Linked DNA regions of Homo sapiens: region 1 is linked to region 2. The links are chromatin loops, found by intact Hi-C in ENCODE. Cell type or tissue: heart right ventricle. All regions are shown on one strand. Links, peaks and the distances in the headings refer to the core of each region. The heading gives the core; the rest is flanking DNA. Region 1 overlaps BNC2 (basonuclin zinc finger protein 2). Region 2 overlaps BNC2 (basonuclin zinc finger protein 2).

Region 1 (12,113 bases), core at 4,773-9,772, 56 kb before region 2:
TTTACTTCTAAGATTAAACTACTAATTCACAGCTTCAGTCAGCTGGTTATTTTGTGTACAACAGCATGAAACGTCTCATTTGACTTAACTACTGCCGCCCAAACACATTGACTTCATTGATCAGTTGTTTTAATATTGTGAAGATACAGTCTGAATGTGCCCTGAAGCTAAACTTTCAGGTTATAGTTAATTGTATTTAAAGCAGTAGGCTTTGGACTATCTAAAAAGGAAGTGAAAGCATTTGCAAATATTGTAGCCTTTAATTTTTCATAGTAGTTTGTTTATTATGTTCAAGCACTGGTAAAACATAACTTAACAAAACAAAATTTTGAGCCAAAACAGCTTATCATCTGAAATGTAAACCCAGTTTATCTTCGGATCTCTTATTTTTTAAAAGACGTAATTTCTTAAAAGAAATTATTAGAACAGTCTTCAGCTAGGAGTTCAAGTTACCGTACATAAAAAACTGGATCTTTATGTTATTAAGATGAAAATATTTTTGTTTTTAGAGTCTTGCTCTGTTGTCCAGGCTGGAGTGCAGTGGCGTGATCTGGGCTCACTGCAACCTCTGCCTCCCGGATTCAAGCAATTCTTTTGCCTCAGCCTCCCGAGTAGCTGAGATTACAGGCGCCCGCCACCATGCCCAACTAATTTTTGTATTTTAGTAGAGATGGGGTTTCACCATGTTGGCCAGGCTGGTCTTGAACTCCTGACCTCAAGTGATAAAACTGCCTCGGCCTCCAAAGTGCTGAGATTACAGGCGTGAGCCACTGCGCCTGGCTGAAAATAATTGTTAAAAATCTTTAATTTTATATATACATACATATATATATATATACACACATACATATATATATACACATACATACATATATATATACACACATACATATATACATACATATATATATACACATATATATATTTGTGCTGGGGACAGCAGCTTTATATTTCTAGAACAATAATAACTTTTTATATGATTTATGACTCTTCACAGTGTTTGATATTTACTTTTATTTTGAGAAAAATTAATCTGCAATGCAAGGGAAGTCGAGAGATAGGGAGATTTCTTGAAAGGGAGCAAAGATAAGACTTTTTCTTGAGAGAGTTCATTGCTGATCTCTTAGATGTGATACTGTGTTTTCCTTGAAAGCATGTAACATTTGTGTGCTGAATGGATCATGGAGAACGCATGAGCTCCTTAGTTTACATTTACTCATCCAGTACTCCAGTGCTCACAATATACTAGGGTTTTTTTTTTTTTAAACCATTTTCAATGCAATTTAAGAGAATATTTTAGAATTAAGTTTTCACAGTTTTGTAGTTTTTTTTATTTCACAGTTTTGTAGTTTTTTTTTAGACTTCAGTGATGTTTTAAATGTTTTCCTTGTGCTTACCTGGAAAAGCTTTTTAAATGATACCAATTTGGAATGTTAAAAAAGGTATAATTCTGGGATGACAGATATATTTAATCTTGTGGGTGAATTTAGACTGATGGTTGGTGAATGCTTTGAGAGTCTGAGGTGGGCCAGAGAAAAAAGACACAACTCTGTACTTGGTTAGCAATGCCTGCCATTGCCGCTGAAGTACCAGTCAGTGGAAGCATCTCCTGAATTCATCTCCCTAGCCCAGAAACTTCTGTGTTACTGTAATCATTCATTTATTCATCTTGTGTTCATTCATTCACCCAAATTTTTCAACATTTCTGAATATGTGGCAGCATGCCAAGCATGGTAGGAATATAGTGGTGAAGCAGACATGAATTTGCTTTCAAGCCTTGATGAGTGGGAGGCTTAATCGTTCATTAACAAAGAGTTGAAAACAGGGTGGCAGCGGTTTTGGCAAGAATGTGTTACGGTCTAATTCAGAGATACTGAACTTGGGACCTAAGTAAGAAGGATATTCTGTTGTAGAAATCTGGCAGATTCTAGAGTTTGTTTGAGAGATCTCTTGCATTTGCTCATTGGGTATGCCAGGCATTCTGGAGGGATGCCCATTCGCATCTGACAGGATAGATGATCTACTGGTCAAATGTATAGATGATGTCTAACATCTCCGTAATGCAAGGCAAAAGTAGGTTCTGTAAGGGGAATGATATGACATTAGTTTAGAGATGAGTGGTAAAGCCATATGCTGTTGGGTGTGATGCCAGTCAGTAGTAGATGGTAGAGAATTGAAGATAGAGCATAATTTTAGTGTTCAGCCATTTTTAATTTCAGAAAATATTTTTAGGTAGAAATATTTTAACTGTATAGTACATGTATTGGTACAAATATAAGTATCAAATTATATTTCTACCTTCACCATTTTTTCCAACTAGAAATCCTATAATTATCTTTTGCTTCTTTTCCCTTAGAGCTAAAATTATTTTAGGTATCAGTTCTCGTAGATTCTTTAAAACAGAAAACAAAACTCTAAATTGTTAATTTATTTCTCACAATTACCTAGTTTAGGTCCTCATGCTCTGTGATGGGCTGTCCATTTCCTATTAGTGTCTACTATAGTTTCAAGTGTAAATGCATGCAGTGTAAATGAATATAAAACTGATAAAATTCCTCGTTCTTAGAGCTTATGTTCTAGGGGAATATTTGAATACAAACAAATCCCCTAATTTAATACTTCTGTTTTCTGCTGCATTCACCATTCCTAGATGAAACATAACTTCTGTTACTTAACTACTGTGTTCAGAAATTTGAAGTCCAAATTTCAAGGCCTCTACAGTTTGCCTGTATATACGCTTTCTAATCTCATGTCTTATTAAATAATATCTTTCATCTATCCAAGGAACAGTGCATCTTTACATCCTTACACTATTTTTTTTTTTTTTTTAAAGCACAGGATCTCTCTCTCTTGCCTAGGCTGGAGAGCAGTGGCACAATCATGGCTCACTGCAGCCTCAGCCTTCCAGGCTCAAGCAATCTTCCCACCTCAGCCTCCTGAGTAGTAGGGACCACAGGCATGTGCCACCACACCTGGGTAATTTTTAATTTTTTTGTAGCGATGGGATCTCACTCTGTTACCCAGGCTGATCTCAAACAACCGGGCTCAAGCTGTTGACTTTCCCGCCCTGGTCTCCCAGGGTGCTGGGATTATTATACTTTTATTCGTGCTTCCCCCACCCATTTGGAATGTTCTCTTCTCTTTGCCTTTTGATATTCTCCTTAGTCTAAGAATCTTGGCTCAAATTGCTCTTTTAACCAAATAACGTATGTTCCTGGATATATTATAACTAACAACACGTGTACTGATTTGTAGACTTCTACTTTTGTAAGAGAGTGCTTATTTACATCTTTTATTTAACTTGTACATTTACATATAGTCTCTCCAGCTATACTGTAAATGATGTGAAATCAGAGGACTTTGTTTTAAATATTCATACTGGGCTAATATGAGCACAGTTGAAAAGCAGGCAGGAACTGTGCTTTGAGCATCCTGGAGAATGAAACAAAGCTTACAAGCTTACATACTGAATTTCTAAGATAGTCATTCCCCCATATATTGCTTAGAACCTGAAAATTCCAAAACTCTCTTTGGTTTTCAGGGCCATCATTATATATTAATTTTTTTATTTTGTTAATTTCATATATATATATATATATATATATATAGTATAAAAAGTGAAAAAAAGTACAGAAGCTTACACAGAGAAAACAAATGGTCCATTGCTTTTTTTTTTTTTTTTTTTTTTTTGAGACGGTTTCGCTCTGTTGCCCAGGCTGGAGTGCAGTGGCCTGATCTTGGCTCACTGCAATCTCCATCTCCTGGGTCCTAGCAATTCTCTTGCCTCAGCCTCCTGAGTAGCTGGGACTACAGGCGGCTGCCACCATGCCTGGCTAATTTTTGTATTTTTAGTGGAGATGGGGTTTCACCGTGTTGGCCAGTCTGATCTCGAACTCTTGACCTCAAGTGGTCCACCCACCTTGGCCTCCCACAGTGCTGGGATACAGGCATGAGCCACTGCACCCGGGCAAATTCTCCTTTTTTTCTGTTTACTGGATTCCTTCTTTTTAAATGTTTAAGACAATGTCTCACTCTGTCTCCCAGGCTGGAGTGCAGTGGCACGCTCAGGACTCACTGTAGCCTCGACCACCCCGGGCTCAGGTGACCCTCCCACCTCAGCCTCTGGAGTAGCTGGGACCATTGGCACGTACCACCATGCCCAACTAATTTTTGTATTTTTTGTAGAGATGGGTTTTGCCATATTGCCCAGGCTGGTCTTGAACTCCTAGGCTCAAACAGTCTTCCTGCCTCGGCCTCCCAAAGTGCTGGGATTACAAGCGTGAGCCATCACACCCAGACTTATTTGCCAGATCCTGAAAGGTATTTCTAGCAATAGCTTAGCCCCATTTTAGAAGTATTTGTTACCTCCTCAGTTTTTCTTTTCTACTCTCTCTTTCTCCTGTTTTTCTCTTTCTCCATAAATGATAGTACACAGTATTTACTGTTCTGCATCTTGCCTTTTACTCATGTTTTGTTTGGAGATGTTGTTTATCTGTATTTACAGTTTTTTTTTCCATTCTTCTTAATGACTACTTAATATTCCATTGGAAAGATTCATAGTAAAATAAAATAGCAAATTCTAGAACTGGGAAGAAGGCAAATGTTAGGCAAACAATTAATAATTATAACTAACTATGAAAGGATAAAATGGTAGATAGTTGAATTTAAGAAAACAGAGCCTTCCCAGAGCTCCTCTTTCCCATGCCAAGTCAAGTAGGAAGCCCTAAGCACTTAGAAGCCTAAAGATATTACCAGATATTAATTGATGTTTAATTATCAAGAAAGATATGTCCTGCTTAAAACAGGGTAATAGGCAGCACCTTTTCAGAAAATTCTTGTCTAAAATGGTAGAAACCTGGAGAGGCAATGCTGGATATTTGGATGAGCACATATTTTGAAATCAGACCAACTTGGTCTTGAATTCCCAGTTTGACCCTTAATATAAGACTTCGGCCAAGTGACTAAACTCTCTTAGCTTCGATTTCCTTATTGGTAAAATGAGAATAATAATACCTATCTCAGAGGACTTGTGAAGAATGAATGAAAAAATCTTTTATGTTTTGCATAGTACCTGGCACACAACAGGTGCTCAATAAATATAAAGTTCCATCTCCTTGACTCTGTGCCCTTCCAGAATGATTAATTTCCTAAGAGCTCTGGATGCTGAGATTTTACTGTTAATTGTATCTTTTATAAAACTTGCAATGTCTTGTACATAGTAAGAAGTCCACATTTATGTGTAGATTTATTCTGTAATTCTTAAGAGTCTGGCTTGGTTTTCTTGAAACTTTTCATGAAATTTCTCAAATCTCTAGAAGCGGGTACAAGGACAATTAATTATTTATGTACCCTGTGAAGATGCCTAACTTGGCCAAATGTCAACATCTCAAGCAGTGGTTGTGCTTGTAAAATTTTAATAATCTGTACTTTCGTAGTATACTTTGTATTTCTTTGCGTGGTGTGATATTTTGTATATTTTAAAAATGGGAAGAATTTCAGATGTTTTAATATCTGTTAGGTGGAAAGTATAATTCTTTTTCAATTACATGGATTAATTTTTTTTTTTTTTGAGATGGAGTCTTGCTCTGTCACCCAGGCTGGAGTGCAGTGGTGCAATCTCTGCTCACTGCAAGCTCTGCCTCCAGAGTTTACTTCATTCTCCTGCCTCAGCCTCCCAAGTAGCTGGGATTACAGGCACCCGCCACCACGCCCGGCTAATTTTTTGTATTTTTAGTAGAGACAGGTTTCATCATGTTAATCCAGGATGGTCTCGATCTCCTGACCTCATGATCCGCCTGCCTCGGCCTCCAAAAGTGCTGGGATTGCAGGCCTGAGCCACACTGCCCCTGGCCGAATTTTAAGTTTAGGCCAGGCGCGGTTGTTCACGCCTGCAATCCCAGCACTTTGGGAGGCTGAGGAGGGCAGATCATTTGAGGCCAAGAGTTCGAGACCAGTCTGCCAACATGGTGTGAAACCCTGTCTCTACTAAAAATACAAAAATTAGCCGGGCGTGGTGGCACATGGGTGTAATCCCAGCAACTCTGGAGGCTGAGGCTCGAGAATCCCTTGAACCCAGGAGGCAGAGGTTGCAGTTAGCAGAGATTGGACCATGGCACTCCAGCCTTGGTGACAGAGCAAGACCCTGTCTCAAAAAGCAAACAAACAAAAAACAAAAACGAGTTTAATAAGATTCATAGGGTTAAATGTGGGGGGCTCTGACACTGATTGCAGTCAGGTTCAACATGGCCAATATGAAGTCAACTGGCTTGTAAGTTTCCTAAAAATTTAATAGTCAGTTCTCACAAGTCGCAAAGAGTAAATCTGGTATACTACTAGATTATCAACCTCCTGGGTGACTGCTTTGAGCTCCGGTGTAAACATAGTTAGGAGAACCAATTCGTGAAAAATGGTCCAGGCTTTGCTACCAGTTTATTCTTTGACTTTGCCTCAGTTTCCTTGATTGTATAGTAAAGCAATGGGATTAGATCTGTTTCCTAAGATTTTTTGGTATGACCTTACAATTCTGTGTGTGTAAGGCTGCAGAAGCCAAGGAGCCCAGGCTTTATACGACTTGTCTCATATTCACAATATCAATATTTTTTTCTTTTCAAAAAAGGTCTCCCCTAGTTAAAGCAAATATATTTGAGAACCACTGTTACTGAAAAAATAGCTGTCTCAAAGCCCATGTCTGTACTTCCAGCAGGGCCCCTGATACAGTCACATGTAATGGGTTTACTTATTCCTTATATATATACTACAGTAAACAATCTAGGGTTTAGGAAAACGGAAAAGTAATGGAATGCAATTCAGTGTTATTTTTATCAGAGACAGGCATAATAGAAAACATTTTGGTACTTGATACTTTATTTAAATATGACTTTCATTTATGTGTGAATGAACTCTCCATATATGCTAATGGATGCTTGTAGGCCAGGCATCATGAACTTAGATGGCAATAGTGGCCAGGCAAGTAAAGGAATTGCGAGAACCTGGTAGGGTATAAAATGAAAGTACGTGCTGCAGAGAGTAGTTTCTACTCCTCCCTTGCTGATTGTTGTCAGGAAGGAACATACGTTTCTGTTACCATATCTTTAATTCTTTAACGCCTCACCTTTTGCCTCTCCCTGCCCATTCCCTCAGCAGCTGAATATCCATATTTTAATTTAAAATTTCTTGTGTTTTACATGTTGGTCATTAATTAAACATATGCACACTCATACACACTCACTTAGGAGGAGCCAAGCAAAACACATCTGAAGCCAAACTTGGCCTGTGGTCTTCTACTTTGAAATGTCTTTTCACACACGTACCTACGCAGCAACTGATACTTTAGTACTTGTATGCTAGGCGCTTGGCTACACCTTTTGCACTAATAAAAATGTTTAACCTTCACAACAATTCTGTGAACAGGTACTTTTATTTCCACTTCAGAGATGAACTTTGGATAAGTAACTTGCCAAGATCACACAATTAGTAAAAGGTTCTGCAGTTATTCAAACCCAAGAAATTGCGCTGCAGAACTCTGACACTTAAGCACTTGGCAAAATTGATTTCCTGGATATGTTTCTTCTATATATGCTCTAAGCACACACACAAAATGTAAATAACACTATAAAGGATGAAGAGAAATTGTTTACTATTAGTTCATTCATGTACATATGTTTGCATATGTGGGCATGATGTGATAAAGCACTGAAATGCTATAAGCTTTCACATTTTACACAGTTTTTCTGATAAAGCTCAGTGAGACCAGTGTAAAAATTTCACAGGGAGTTTATATTTCTCCTTGCCACAAACTAGACATCCTGAGCTTTGGGGCCAACGTTGTCTGTGTCCAAGGGCAAAAGTTCTCTTTCTTCTCATTGTCATATTTAAACCCCACCCATGGAAATGCTCCAAGTCCTGAGTGATGATCCCTTCCTCTGGGCAAGGGTATGAAGAATAAAAGTAAATCTAGCAGGAGGAGTAAATCCCAGAAGACAGAGATAAGTACTTGAGGTCAGAGACTGCGTCTTTTATAGTTTGTCTACATACCAAACTCATTAATATGAATAATCATCTTAGCAGTACTGGTTGTAGTAGCAAAAGTAATACAAGAAACCAGTCTTCTCCTATATTTTTACATTAGCATTCATTATTTGTAGGATTTGGGAGGTCTTTTTGAGAAAGTGATGTGAAACTAAGTCTCTCCCACGTTTTTCCTTTAGTTCCACTTTTTCATACCAGCATAAAATATTTTTCAACCTTAAAAACTGCAGTCTAGGCCAGGCGTGGTGGCTTACGCCTGTAATCCCAGCACTTTGGGAGGCTGAGGCAGGTGGATCACAAGGTCAGGAGATTGAGACCATCCTGGCTAACATGGTGAAAACCCGTCTCTACTAAAAATACAAAAAAAAATTAGCCGGGCGTGGTGGCAGGCGCCTGTAGTCCTAGCTACTCGGGAGGCTGAGGTAGGAGAATGGCGTGAACCCGGGAGGCGGAGCTTGCAGTGAGCAGAGATCGCGCCACTGCACTCCAGCCTGGGTGACAGAGCGAGACTCCGTCTCCAAACAAACAAACAAACAAACAAACAAACTGCAGTCTGTAGGAATAAAAGTATAAGATGGTAGGGGAAAAAAACCGAGAATAGTGTGAACAAAATCTATGTATTTATCCATTTAGGTTTTTCCCCTGGGGTATTTTGGAATACCCTTTGACACCATAAGCCTCTTTATGGTTTACTCACTTGGTATGGAATGGGGGAGAAAAAAGGAGCCAGTCCATCTGGCAGTATTCCTCTCAACACCCTATACCCATCATGTGAATGGAAAGAACCCCAAACCTTCATTTTCAGAACTGTATCTCAGCCTCTGGCTCCTGAAGAAAACCAGTGTGGTTCAGATGTGGGATGGGAAGAGTGGTTTGCATTGGCATCAGCCCTGCGGGTGCTTTGGGGCTGGAGCACACACAGCTGTGGGTTACAGATGCTTGCTCTCCGGTATTAATGTGGCCAACATGTGAAACCATGACACCCACAATACTACACAAAGGTCCACGCCTCTGATAGTTTGAGAAATAACTCCGTCTGAAGAAATTCCTTTTTGAAGGCCTAGAATACATTCTAGAATGGAAGGTCCTCTTTCAGAGGGGTAGAACCAGGAAAGAGATGCCTTATAATGTTGGACAGAGCACAGGGTGTCTGTAGGCTTAGGAGCTTTAACCAAACATGGGGAAAAAAAAAAGTAAAAAGTCTCCTCTAAACCTTAGATTAATAAATTCGAAATTCTGTGCTATGCATGTAGCAGAAAGCTTGTACACTCAAGTCATCGTGTAGTTTCTTTGGAGATGTCAAATGCAAGCCATCGTTGGTGGTTGTCATCTGGCCTGACTCAGGGTGTGTTAGAAATGTTTCCACCGATTTTTATTTCCCTGAGCTGTCTCCAAGGATGGTAGAACCAGAGGAATCTATACACAAGAGAAAAGAAATGAGCATGGGTTCTTGGTAATTTAATAACTAGGACTCTTTTCAGGGTGTGGGGATTTTGTCCTTTCTCACTCATGAGGTCCATGCTTCCTTCTGACAGTACACTTGAGAGAGCTGAGATGTTTCCATCCCCCATTCAGTTAGTGAGACAGTTTTCTCATTCAGGTACAATTTCCAGTGAAATAGTAGCTTATAAGTATCCAGAAGTTAGTTTATTGACTCTTATTGCACTTCTGAGCACCTAATAAATAATTTATTAGTCTGATGGATATGTGGCTACCTAACTATGGGGCATGAAATATGCACTGTTTTTCTAATATACTGTAGGGAGACCTGTTTATAAAGTATTTAGTATTGGTTTTATAATGCACTGTTGACAACAGGAGACCACGAAGCTCAAAGATCAATCTCATTTTGGCCCACAGTATTAATGCTGCTTTATAAAGCTCTATGACAGGTCACTTAGACAGTGGTCTTCACAGAAAGGACTCTGTTAGGAAAGCAGGCTGTAGGGGCTGCTAGTATAGTAGATGAATGTCTTTGTCTGTGTCCCTAAGGTGACTCTGGCGGTTGCTGATGTTGGCCAGGTGATGGAACCCATCATTTCCCTGCTCTCCAGAGGGATTCTGGACTAGAAGTGCTGAGTTCTGCTAATGCAGACCTTGCTAATTGGGCAGAAAGCTGGTGTGACTTTGGACCACAATTGCAGTTCTGGAGACAGAAATCAGGCAATAAGGAGTGGAACTTGGCTCTCTTCAGCTTTGTCTTATGTTTATTAATGAAGTGAAATTATTCCACATCTTTTATGCCTTTGTTCAAATCACATAGGTGACATAGCATAAAGTATTTTGATTTTTGTTGGCTTTGGGGAATTTCCTAGCCAGAAATAAATTCATAGACATTAGACCACTACATACTAAACACTTCGAATTTGGGAAAACCTAAACAAAGACTAAGTAATTTCATCCAAAATCAATTCTCAGTGTTTTACTTTATTTTCTTCATAAGAACTATACACTATGAGAATGCTGCATAATGACAATGATTTATATCATACTATTGCCCATCAAGGTATACGTGTTGTTGTCTTTTTTTTTTTTTTTTTTTTTTGAGATGGAGCCTCACTTTGTCACCCAGGCTGCAGTGCAGTGGCGTGATCTCAGCTCACTGCAACCTCCACCTCCTGAGTTCAAGCGATTCTCGTGCCTCAGCCTCCCAAGTAGCTGGAACTACAGGCGTGTACCACCACACCTGGCTGATTTTTGTATTTTCAGTAGAGACGGGGTTTCACCACGTTGGCCAGGCTGGTCTTGAACTCCTGACCTCAGGTGATCCACCTGCCTTGTCCTCCCAAAGTGTTGGGATTACAGGCGTGAGCCACCGCACCTGTCATGGTGCATGTTTTAGAGCAAGGTATTTTTCTCTTTGTGTCCAGAACTCCTTGCTGGTTCTAAGTATTTCACTTCCCAAACTGGGAACTCTGAGCTATACTTTCTTGGACCCAGTCAGCTTGTTTATTATTTCTCACGCTTTTGTGGGAACCAGGCTGAGTTCTACTATTTGCCATTTCTGTTACTCATTTCTTACTGATTCAGAGTTTCATTTTTTTTTTTTGAAATGGAGTTTCGCTGTTGTTGCCCAGGCTGGAGTGCAGTGGCGTGATCTCGGCTCACCGCAACCTCCACCTCCCAGGTTCAAGTGATTCTCCTGCCTCAGCCTCCTGAGTAGTTGGTATTACAGGCATGCACCACCATACCTGGCTAATTTTGTATTTTTAGTAGAAACGGGGTTTCTCCATGTTGGTCAGGCTGGTCTCGAACTCCTGACCTCAGGTGATCCGCCCACCTCGGCTTCCCAAAGTGCTGGGATTATAGCAGAGTTTCATTTTACCCTTTCCAGTTGGACCCAATGTTTTCTTCCTTCTAGTACTCCTCGATTCCTTCCTATCATGTCTCCCTTAGCAGATAGCCCCATCTTTAACTTTCCTCAGATGATTATTTTGTTCATGTAGCTGTTATTTATTGAGCACCCTGTTAGACCCTGAATTAGGAAAGATAAATTCTGTCTCTTTTAAGAAGTGTACAGTTTAGTGGAAAAAATTGGTAATAAATTGGTTTTCTAACATGAGCAGTTTTAATATATGTATTTCTTAACCACAGATTTTTTTTCTGTATCTCTTACCTTTGGTTTCTGAGGGAAAAAAAGGGTTTCTTTTTTCTCCCTCCAGGGGCACCCTTTTCATTTGTGCTCTTGATCATATTCTCTCCTCGGACCCTTTCATACCATTTTCCCTCTGGCTTAGATCTTCAATATCGTTTTCTCTCTTGGCTTCATCCCCTTTGCCTGTGATAGTCTCTTTTTTCCCTGTAGTGAAAAACAAACTGCCAACTTATGAACACAACCTGTCTGAGCTCCTCTAACTTTTCAGACCACGTTTCTCTTACTTGTTTTCTTTGCAGAATTTCTCCAAAGAATGTTTTATCTTTTCTGCTTCTTTGTCTTCACAATTTGCTTACTTCTTAACTCCTCTGCAATATGGATTCTGTATACCTATCAGTCTACAAAGACATTCACTCTTATGACACAAAGCCTAATAAAATATTTTAGCCACAAATATACATGAATGTTATGTTGAACACTCATTGACCCG
Region 2 (12,113 bases), core at 3,071-8,070:
CAAAAGAAAAGCAAAAAAGAAACTCTCATGTATTTTACCATTTATAAAGCATTCTGTTGTCCACTAAGCTTCTCTTCTTAGCTTCTAAAGCTACTAGGTTTCAGGGGTAAAGTATGTTCAGTTTGGGGAAAAAATATTTTCATAAGATTCCCAAGGAAAATATAACTCCCTTTGACTTTATCTTCTCTCCACTTCCTGAGAACCTTAGTAACAAAGATGTTACTGGTAGGACGGGTTTACATTCACTTTTTACCTGTCTGATACAGACTACTACAGCTTTTCATCTCCCCTAGTTCTCACCCCAGTTGAGATCCATGCATTTGGGATGGGGGTGGGGGGGTATCCCTTAGAAATCAACTTTGTATGCGTTTGCACATTTTTCTCTTTTTAGTCTGGGGTCCTCAGCAGGCTTGGAGGGGGGATTGTGTAGTATACAGTATGACTTATGTTTGACTTGGGAAAATTTTTCCTGTATGGAACAGCAGGACTGAATCTGCTTTCTCATTTCCTTTCTTCTTTTAACATTACCTATGTTCAAGCTTTGCATGCAAAGAAAACCGTGTTGATTCATTGATCTTCGACATGCTACATTATGAGCCTTGGCAGAAGGTAAAGGCTCCCCTGGCTCCCCTGTTTAGAGCAGCCGGAATTCCTCTGGTCTGTTGGTACCATCTGTGGCCTTCCTTCAGGCTCAGTCTTCATAGTAAGTCTAACTCATGTCAAATGGGCCAAGGTGCTAGTCCAGAGTAATTTGCATCTCTAGCCAACCACTGTGCATTTACTCTAGTAGTAAATGCCTGTTGTATTTGTCTCTTAAACTGTGTATGCTACTGAAACTTTTTTTTAAAATCATAATTGGTTTAATGTAGGTGGTTCAATGAGTAGTTTGTGAAGTTGAATTTTTGGGAACTAATATTTGCTCTTTCCCTTTCTGATGCCACAACATATTCTTCTATCCTATTTCATTCAAATTCACTATTCTGCTTTTTTCACATAAGTTTTTCAATCACCCTTTTTCCCTTTGGTGTTGTTTAGCAAGGGAGGAAACCCTTTCAATTTGTTCCATTTTTGTGCCTCTGATGAAGTAAGAGCAACTCAGACGGATGTATTTTCTTCCTAAGTAAACTCTTTTCTAAAAAAATGCCACACCCTCCCCCCAAAATAAAGCATTCAATAGCTTGATGGTGATTACTTGAAGGCAGTCTCTTTCCTCATTAGAGGTAAATACATCTTCACTCTTGATTGCCGCGGAAAGATAGGTAGAGAAGCTGAGTGGAGCAAACCCAATGGCTGAGTTCAAGTTGACCTGGATCATTTTAAAGTGCTTTTCATGTAAATGCTACAGTTAATGTCTGTCCCCACATAATTTCTTTCTAATGTTTGCAGCAGATGTGGAGTTGGCCTTACCACTGCTCAAGCTGCTTGCTCATTTTGGCTTTTTCTCGTAAGCTTTTCCTTTCCTGGCTTCCTTTCTTTTCTTTACAGAGTGAGATGTTGGGAGATAAGAATTTTATGCCTTGGTGTATGCTCCTTCTTCTTTCTCTCCATTGTTTTAAGTTATATCTTTTCTAAAACTAAGTTATGATCTGTAGAGCTTTTGTCTTATGGTTCCTTTTTGGTTTTCTAGTTTACATGGGCTAGGGAGCCTCAAACTTTAATGCTCATCAGCATCACGTGGAGGGCTTGTAAACACAGGTGAGGGACTCCACCTCCAGTTTCTGTCACAGTGGGTCTCAGGTGGGGCATGCAAATGAGTTTCAGACATGCTCTCAGGTGATGATCACAATAATCTTTGGCCAAGAAGCATGCCTTGGGCACTGACCGAGACTATTGGTCTTGTCTGTCAGTGTGCTGCCCACCCCCAGAGGGTTGGGTTCTTCAGATTTTATTCATGCACGTTCTCTGGAAACTCTTTACTTTTTAATAATTTATAGGCCAGGCTGCTAGCATAAGAGAACTCAGAAAATTACCTTATATTTTAATTGTGAAACGGTTGGTTGCAGGAGGGGCAGATATGCTGCTTCTTGCCACTCTCACCCCCTCATCCCCCAGTGAAGTCTTTTTTTTTTTTTTTTTTTTTTGAGACTGTCTTACTGTGTTGCCCAGGCTGGAGTGCAGTGGTGAGATCTCGGCTCACTGCAACCTCTGCCTCCCAGGTTCAAGCGATTCTCCTGCCTCAGCCTCCCAAGTAGCTGGGATTACAGGTGCCCGCCACCATGCCCAGCTAATTTTTGTATTTTTAGTAGAGACGGAGTTTCTCCATGTCGGCCAGGCTAGTGTCGAATTCCTGACCTCAGGTAATCCACCCACCTTGGCCCCCCAAAGTGCTGGAATTACAGGCATGAGCCACGACGCCCAGCACCCAGTGAAGTCTTTAACACTAAGTCCCTCTGAGCTGACAGCGATCTTTTCGGTCATTCCAAACACAGCATCACTCTAGGAAGCCTTCTAAAAGATGATTGAGTTGGCCCTTGGTCCCTAAGTGAGACCAAGTGACTCTGTCTCTTTTTAGTTTCCCCAGTTGCTTATAATATTCCTTTGACCCTTGTGGCTTGCTTTCCTTTCCCCTATGCGGCTTCCATCGTGGTCTCAAAGTTCTCAGCCTTCATTGGATTGGTATGCTGTGGTGCTGCTTTTGTGGGCTGGGGGCAGAGTACCATTTACAGATATACTGTGTACCTACTGAATCCTTAGGTGCTTTACATGTGTCATCTCATTCAACCTTGCCAACCCTGCACAATAAATATAAGTATCCTCATTTTACAGGTGCAGGAAACAAGGCTCGGAGATACGTAACTGAGCAACTTTACAAGATATTGCGGTAGAGATTTAAACAGAGATCTAATTGCAAAGCTAGAACTCTTTCAGTATTACCTGTCTTTAAGATAGCTGGAGTTGAGTGTTGAGGATAGAAAGTAAGTTAACCTGGGTGTGGCATACTTGAAATTGCATTTAATGTCAGTTGTCAGAGTTGACAATGTATTTGCCCATAAGCAACAACCTGTGGTGTTCAATTTCCAAAATAATGTATTACAAGAATGATTGCAAACCAATAGAATAATAGAATTCTGTACCTTTTTTTCTTAAATATAAGAACCCGCCGGGTGCAGTGGCTCACGCCTGTAATCCCAGCACTTTGGGAGGCCAAGGTGGGCAGATCACTTTAGGTCAGGAGTTCAAGACCAGCCTGGCCAGCATGGAGAAACCCCATCTCTACTAAAAGTACAAAAATTAGCCAGGCATGGTGGCAGGCACCTGTAATCCCAGCTACTCGGGAGAATGAGGCAGGAGAATCACTTGAACCCGGGAGGCAGAGGTTGCAGTGAGCTGAGATTGCGCCACTGCACTCCAGCCTGGGTGACAGAGTGAGACTCCATCTTTAAAAAAAAAAAAAAAAAATGGCTGGGCACAGTGGCTCATGCCTGTAATCCCAGCACTGTGGGAGGCCGAGGCGGGCATATCATGAGGTCAGGAGATCGAGACCATCCTGGCTAACGTGGTGAAACCCCATCTCTATTAAAAATACAAAAAATTAGCTGGGCGTGGTGGTGGGTGCTTGTAGTCCCAGCTACTCGGGAGGCTGAGGCAGAAGAATCGCTTGAACCCAGGAGGCACAGCTTTCAGTGAGCCAAGATCGCACCACTGCGTTCCAGCCTGGGTGACAGAATGAGACTCTGTTTCAAAAAAAAAAAAAAAAAAAAAAAGAACCCATACCCATCCGTGGATCTGGTACAAGTGACTTCATTCTCATTTTCTCCAATGCTAAAACCCAGGTAAAGCAAGAATTGCAGGAAGTACGTGAAATCTGTCCAATAGTAGGATGTTTTTCGAGTAAAGCACTAGCGAAGTCATTGAGAGAACTTTGTCTTAATTTCACTTCTATCCATTTTTATCAAATGTAGAGGGAGACCATAGTGATAGGTCTCAGTTTTCTCATTTAGAAGTAAAAGGAGTACAATGGAAATTTCTCCCCTTCCTTACTTGTCTGATGTGGGAATTAATAAATATTACGTGTAAAGCCCTTTGAGCACTCTGGAAGAAAGATTCTATGTAATTTTAGCATTATTCGTGGTCCATTAGGCTCCTCAGGGTGTCACCAGGGAAGAGAGATTTTTACCTTTTATCCCATATTTCACAGTATAAAAACAAGGTATTTCTGTTGTTGTTTGTGGCTGTGAAAAATCTCCTGTAATTGTACCTGCAGAGGTTGCTCCTATCACAGAGCCCAGGGCACTGTTCTTTGGCAGCTCACCCCAGAGGATCAGCTCCTGAGGGAAGAGCAAGAGTGAACCTTAGTGAAATAGCTCCTGGTGGCTGTGAGGACATTGTGCCTGCTCCACCCCGCACCCTGGCATCCCCCCACCTCCGTCACCTTCTGTGTCTTTCAACCTGTTGCATAACAGAATCACATACTGATTGACTCTTTTCCATTTTCTTTTATCTTATGCTGATCCTATAGTTCATTGCTCTGAGATGACTCCAGAGGAGATCTGTGTCTCCTTCAGGCACTGGCATCTGTCCTATCCAGTTCTTCTCCTATAAAATATCTCCCATCCTTATCATGTTCCTATTGATACAACTCTGCCTTATCTGACTCTATAACAATGAATGTATTTCTGGTCATTCCATCCTTGAAAATGGATAAGTACTGTGTTGTATTTATTTATTTGAAACAGGGTTTCACTCTGTCACTCAGGCTGGATAATAAATACTGTGTCGTTAGTATGTATGTATGTATGTATGTATATATTTGAGACAGGGTTTCACTCTGTCACCCAGCCTGGAGTGCAGTGGCACACTCACGGCTCCTTTTAACTTTGAACTCTTGGGCTTAAGTAATCCTCCTAGGATTACAGGCACATGTCACCACACCCAGCTAATTTTTCTTTCATTATTACTTTTCTCTCTGTGTTGCCCAGGCTGGTCTAGAACTCCTGGTCTCCTGCCTTGACCTCCCTAAGTGCTAGGATTACATGTGTGATCCACCACATCCAATTTGACTCTGTTTTGATTTACCAGTTGCTTTCTGATCAGTGAGCAGTGGGTTCCTTCTTCGCCCTTAGGTTCTATATTCTTGGTCCTTCTGAGTCTTAGTCTGGGGTCCCATGGTAGAGAAAGTTTAGGCCCAGAATTTTGTCTCCTAGTTAAATTGTAGGCTGAAAAATGGAGATATAATTTAACTGCATACTCTGCCACGTAGCTCACCTTCCTGTGTTTCTGCTTTTGTATTCATTTATTTTGCAGCAGTGTGTTTAGCGTGCATCTTCATCTTTACAGTGTTGGATAATTTGTTTATTTCTTTATCTGCTCTTTCTCACAGGGACTCCTGGTGAGCTTATTGTCAAATCTATTTCACTTGATGGTCTTCCTGAACTCTTTGTGTTATCTGAGTGATTTTTCCTCTTGCCGCTTGGCATTGTATAACCACTGAAATTAGGCTGGAGTGCTATTGGGTCTTCCTTTTGGCTTGGAATCCGGCAGTGCTTGTACCTAGCCATGTCTCTGAGGAGCACTCTGATGGGGCTTTATTTCTGTTTATCTCTCTCCCTCTTTTTTTTTTTTTAAACTTACATTGTATATCATTCTTTTCCAAGGTCTTTGTCCCTTCAACACTGCCAGACTGAAGCCACCAAAACACATACACTTCAGAACTGATCTGGGCTTGGGGCCAGCTTGACTGAGGAGACTGGAGCTCACATGGAAGTTAGTTTGTTTATTTAGGCTGTGACTTTCATAGTGTCTATCAGGCAGATGCCTACCTGCGTGTTTAATATTTAAAAGTAAAATGGAAATTTCAAGTGGACCCTGGCTCTGCAGGGGGCATCCCTGACTACGAGCCCTTTTCATCGTAACATGACTCTTCTCTCAAGTTATCATTTCTGTGACTTTTCTCTTTTTTCCTTTGTCCCCTTTCTGCCACCCATTTTTCACAGCCATTCATCTTCAAATATTTTCAACGGTAGCTCCCATTTACAACCTGGAGCTTTTTATGTCTTCTTTTCAGAAGTCTGGTCCCTAACATTTTTTTTTTTTTTTTTTTTTTTTGTGATCTCAGTAAACAAAGAGTGTGTGTATGTGTGTGTGTGTGTGGTTATGTGTGTAGGAAGCCTGCCATATTTCCTCCCTGCCCCACAGAAAATATGTTTTCTGGAAGCCCTTTTGACACCGAAGTGAATGCCCACTGGCCCTCCCTTGTTGAATTCTCCTGAGGGGAGAGAGAGAGGCCTTTATACTTGTCATATCTTTTGTTTCTGCTGATTATACACAAAGTAAGTTGTAAATAGCTCTCTCACACACCATGATTCCTTCAAGGTATGTATATACAGGAGAGTAGATATGTACTCAGCCTCCACTTGCCCTGGGGATTTCAGAGGGTCCCTTTCAAGGCCTCTGACCTCCTGTTACAGTACTAAGATAATGAAATTTACATCAGTTGTAGGCAGTTATTCCATAATTAAACCTGTGGCATAATGTTTAGAAATATTAGCTGAACAGTTCACCATTTTTTTTTGTTTTTAAGTTAAATGATTTTATTACTTTTAAAGCAACATATACAATCATACAAAAAGAATAAAAGTTAAGTACCTATAATCTTAATCACTGTGAACATTTTGGAAAATCTTTGTAGAACTTTGTACTATATAGTATGTCAAGTATGTCATTAAAACAGGCACTAGGTGTTAGCACAGAGGAAAAGTGGATAAAACGGAATTCCCCAAATCAGTTTAAAATTTATATTAAATAATGGTTAGGCACACCCCATATTTTATTATCCTAATTTACAATAGACTAATAATAAGGGGTTAGACAATTGATATCTGATTTTTCTTCAATCATTTTTTGATTGCTTGTGGCTGGCTAACTTCTGAGGCTTCTAAATCAAAAGGTGGAATGAGATGTGCTAAATTACAACTAATTAGGTTATCAGCTTTTATCTCTTTTGTATCTTCCTTAGTACATTTTGATGAATTCAGAAAGAGATATGGTTTGCCTTTCCGTGTTGAAAGATTTCCCTAACTGATGACGCTGATTGTGGTGGATGGGGTGAGAGTGTGGTGTATTTTTAGACCATGAACCGTTCAGTGAACTTTGTGAACCAATTTTGATTTGAATCTCTTATCCCTCATTTTTTAGAATATGGGAGTCAACTTTCAAAGATTCTTATGGATATATTTTTCTGCTCAGAAATCCTAGCACTCTAAGTTTGAAAATGTACCCACTTCCCTACTAGTTCCTTTTTGTGATTATGATTGTTGAAACATACTGGTAGTTTGCCACCATTTCCTCCCAACTTACTCACAGACCTTTATGTTTTCTCTTAGAAACAGTGTATTTCTAAGTGTCTCAAGTTGTAATTGCATGTAATTTTAGTTGTTTAACTTTCTCCTTCCCTCTTGAGAATGTTTATAAAGTGCATTCTGTGACTGTGAAGATAAAAAGAACTAGAAACTTAGTGTTTGTGACGTGGTCAAATAATCTTAAGGTAAGTAGCAATTTGTTTTGTGTATGTGAGATCGGGTGAGGTTTACACTTAATTTGCAATATATGGCTTACTGAATCTGCCTTAGTTAAGTCCCATTTATTGAGGTTTTATAATAAGGTTTTGGGGGGATTCATTTTGATTTGGAATATTCTCAGGTTAATTTTTTTCTTTTCCCTTCTATTGCTCCCTGGGGAGAATTACTGTTGCAGAACTCATTAGTGGCCTTCCATATGTCAGCTGAGGGGTAGAATGAGCATTATTTCTATGTGTGACACAACACAAATGCACAGTGCCCCCGCTCTTCTCCCTGCTGCATTTCTTTCTTATTCCTCAGTTAAGAGGATAAATTCCCTTTTTTGTTACTTATGTTGTCCTAGACCAAGGAGCAGGTAGCAGGTCTTGATTTCGGTTAGCGCCTTTTTCCTTTGTTGTCTTCTTTGTAATTTCTTTCATATGAAACATCAACAAATACCTCTAGAATGGATGCCACTAAATGTAGTTATTACATTTTTTTTTAAAATTAAATTCTTGGAAATGTATTCTCAACCTTTCTTTTCTTTCTCATGTCTTAAGTTTGAATCCAGGTTTTACAACCTAATAACATGTGACTCTGAGCTAGTTATTTACCTACTCTAAGCCTCAGTTTTTTCGTTTGTAGACTGGAGATGCTCATACTCCGTAAGAGTGTTGAGAGGAAAATGAGGGTTAATCTACACGTAAGATTCCCCACATAGTGACTCGCGCATTGGCCTGCACGTGTGAAACTCTTGGGTAAAGAGTGGTTGTAAACTTCAAAGACAGATGACACTCTGTCCATTTCACCTTATGAGCCTAGTAAAGAAGAATAAAAGACTTGAAAAGAATGAGAGAACTGGACCTAAAAATGTTTGAAGCGTTGACCGAGTACCTTTTATTTTTCTTTTCTTTCCAGTGATATTCACTAGTGAACTTGCAAAGTGGAGTATACTGAACGTTGTTTAAGTTTGGACGATTGTACTGATTTTTGGGTGAAAAGAAAGAGGGAAGCACCTTTTAAGCTAGCATGCATGGCTGAAAACTGATGTCTGAACAAAGCAAATTGATTAGCACAGATGATCTTAATTGGAGTTTTAAAAAAGTCAAAGAAAACAAAACAGAGGAGTGCTTTGATAGGGAAAGAAGACAAAGGTGAGATGATGCTTAGTTGATGTATTGAGTTTAGAGACATATAGACAGATATATGATTAGTGTGAGTAGTATAAGTATGGAAATAATGAGGAACAATTAGAAATTTTTAAAAAGCAGAAAACATGTTTAGGTGGAATCTAAAACCTTGTTTAATCTTAAAAAAATCTGAAATGAAATAAGCAAGGGACAGTAGGCAGTATTTAGGGATGATATTGACTAATTATAATAGCTTAGTTTTAAAAAGGGATCTTAGTGGCTTTCAGTTTAGAATTTTAGATATAGAGAAACATTCATTAAGTTTTAACCTTGTTTTTTTATTATTAGGACAGATACATAAAACAAGGTTTTTAAGCTTAAAGATAACATGTTTAAATGAGTAACTATTAATAATAAATATTGATAAATAGAAGTCTGCCTGTGCTAGCCTACACCAGGAACAGGAAAAATAAATTTGAACAAATATTTTAAGAACGTAAAGGAACTTAGGCATTGTTGAATGTATTTTTTTTTAAATTCCTACATAAGAAAATTAAAGGAAAGAGGAAAAGAAAAAATTTATGTCACCAATGTGAAACAGAAATTATCTATTTTAGTCTTTTCCCATCCCTGCATTTCCTTCCTTCTGTCTCCCTCCTCCTGTCCGTGGCTATTTATTAGGTGCCTACTGTGTGCTACCTGCTGTGAATACAAGGAGGAACAAAATTTATGTTGCTTTTTTCTTCTTGGAATTTACCTTCTGGTAGTTAATAAACTTTGTTACATGGTATTCACTATATATTTGACATACTAAGTGTCACATACATGTCAAGCCATGATGACCTGTTAGAGACCCGCAGTTGGGATTTCCTCTCTCTGCCTGGGTCAAGTGTGACTGTGTGCAGTTCTCAGCAGCCTCCATACACAGCATCTAACGTGGCTGTATTCCCTCAGGTTCCATTGGCATGTACTGGCAGAGTGCTGGGGGCAGACTTCTGCCCAAACCTGGAGGAGCCATACCACAGGCTGGAAGTCCAGGTTAGAGTCTTAACTGTTTTCTCAGCTAGGGGTGGTGTGACAGAAACAGTGGTCCTGGAAAGCCATTTGGGTATATCAGCGTCATCAGGAAAAGACAACCATTGAGTTAGGTGTAAAGAGGAACCAGTGTAGCGTATGTGCAGCCATAGGTCCTTTTCAGGATGCGTTGTCTGTAACTGTAGATCATTTGTCTGTTCAGTCAAGACATATATACATACTGTAGTAAGTACATGGTCTCTGAAGGTTGACTACCTAGAGTTGATACAAGTTGCTGTGAGACCTTTGGCAAGTCACTTAATTTAAGTGAACCTTAGTTTTCTCATCTGTAAGATGGAGATTTACCACACAAGGTGATGATGAGAATTTAAAGGACCTGACATATATTCAGCAGTTAGTGCAGGACCTGGCACATAACAGGTACCCAGTAAATATTAGCTTTCATCTTCTAAGACTTTTGGGATATATGTGAGTAAGTCATGCTTCCTACAATATGGTCTCCCGGCTCAGGAGAACAGCAGCCATTCAACTGAGTGCTTTATAAGAAAAGCAGGACTTAATGAAATATCTTCTGTCTTCATGCGTTGGAAGATATGTCTTGTGGTGTAATAGGAGTATATTAGCAAAGTACATTTTTTTTTTTTTTGGTGAAACTGTTGGATTGAAATTCAGTTCGTTTTGTATGGTCTTGAGGCATTAGAAGTGATTTGGTGTATTGCAAATTAAAAATGTAAATGTGACATTTTGGCTAAAGGCATGCCTCCATTTCTATGTACATAATAATATTTAAGGAATGTGTGTGCCAATGCAAAGATGCAGGCTGAAGTTTCAACATGGGTAGCACTCCCTAGCATGAGGAAACTCATACTTTTTTTTTTAGGACCTCCATTTGGCCTTATTTTCTAAATTTTCAGGCTTATAAGATGAGCATAGTGAGCTCAGTTTTAAAACGTTTTTACTGATTTAGAACCACAAATGAGAAGAGAGAACCATTTAAAAAATGGACTTCTATGCAGTGAGAATGAGGGTAGAAGTGGTGGTAGGAGGAGGTTTCAGTTTTTATGGTACCGAAGGGTATGCCATCTCTAGCACACCTGCTCTTGGCCCAGGGAAGACCACCTGAGCTCTGCTGTGCCCCAAACTGGTACTGTCTGGGTGGTGTATGTCTGTGATACAACAGAAAAGCAGGTGGGACACATGAGACACGATCATGTATTTCCTAGTTCTAGAAAGCTAACAGCTTGTGTGTGACATGCAAATGCAGAGTGATGGAAGACTTTTTGTGGAGAGTAGTCTGATCCTTGACCTTTTTTGGGTAGGACGAGTGATGTTCTTCAAACACATCACCTGGAATGGTCTGTCATGGGTGATTGTTGGAAATCTGTTTTTAAACCTTGAATTACAGTGAAAAGAAAATTGGGTTTTGCAGATGTGAGTGTGTAAAATAAAACTGGAAAAAAAAACCTATTGAGTACATTGACATACTATGGGAGAAAATGTAGAAAATGTTATATTTACAGGTTAAAGTAACATTCTGGTTGTAGATGAACCAGATTGTGGGGTTGATAGTTCAGAAAGGACCTTGCAAAGAAGACTAAGTTCCTGGACAAAGTAATGAAAGTGACATTATTGGATATTCCTCATTGTGGATCATCATTTTGGTGGACTGCGTGGAAGGATTGAATCTGTTAAAAGATGATCAGCTATGGAGAGTTAGTCAAGTAGCTGGGACCCACTTGAAGCATTTCTTCCTCTCTTCTTTTTCTTCTGCCTTCCTAAATGTGCTTCTTCTGCACATTTTAGAAATACCTAGTACATATACATATTATGTCCACCATAATAAAGATGCTTAATATACTTTTCACCAGCTATCTATTTCAGGAGTATTTTTTAGCTTAGACTGCTTTCATTCTTGCCATGTCATGTGTCCTAGTCCTTTTTAAATTTTTTCCTAGAGAATGAGCCATTTCTTATTGTTCAGCATAGCTTTATACTCTAGGGAGCTCACTATAGGACTTGCCAGTCATCTCCTTTTCCTGCTTGTATCATAGGCTTTGCCCCAGGGCTAGGCATTATCATCACTAGAGGTTTTGCTGTTTGGCCTCTTGATTCTGAGAATAACCTTCCGTACACCTCAATTTAGGAGCAGCGGTTTGTTTATATTCTTTCTTAGAAAGGATTTTTGTTTAGACATACAGCCCTGAAATCTGGTTTACTTTTATGTTTTAGCTGACGTAAGTTCTCATGACTGGTGGAGCCCCTTTCTGCTCTTTGCCTTCTTCCTTTTAAACCTTTGCCTTTTATTCCTAAAATTTCAGATTTCTTAGCAGCTTTATTTTTAATAATCCCAAGATCCCCTACTGTGGTCAATGAATGTATCTTTGGTTTTGAATGACTGTCAACCTTCAAGTCTGTGCCTGATTTGACTTTTGCAAGGACTTCTGCTGTGGTT

The links. Peaks named below come from ENCODE experiments on the same cell type or tissue, not always from the same donor. Only the 100,000 strongest peaks of a DNase experiment are listed, where the experiment ranks them.
Region 1: it touches region 2 in a loop (4-fold over the local background); 2 of 110 quality-filtered maps call a loop at or near these places.

Annotation. Positions count from the first base shown.
Region 1 is chr9:16,740,418-16,752,530 of GRCh38, reverse strand. All of the region lies in intron 1 of BNC2 (basonuclin zinc finger protein 2), which reads left to right. Among named protein-coding and RNA genes, the nearest start is that of BNC2-AS1, 20 kb to the right of the region's middle. In heart right ventricle, for the core only: no CTCF peak of the experiment used is centred there; no DNase peak of the experiment used is centred there.
Region 2 is chr9:16,683,096-16,695,208 of GRCh38, reverse strand. All of the region lies in intron 3 of BNC2 (basonuclin zinc finger protein 2), which reads left to right. Among named protein-coding and RNA genes, the nearest start is that of BNC2-AS1, 38 kb to the left of the region's middle. In heart right ventricle, for the core only: no CTCF peak of the experiment used is centred there; a DNase peak (open chromatin) is centred at 5,661; H3K27ac peaks cover 1,078 bases; H3K27me3 peaks cover 336 bases.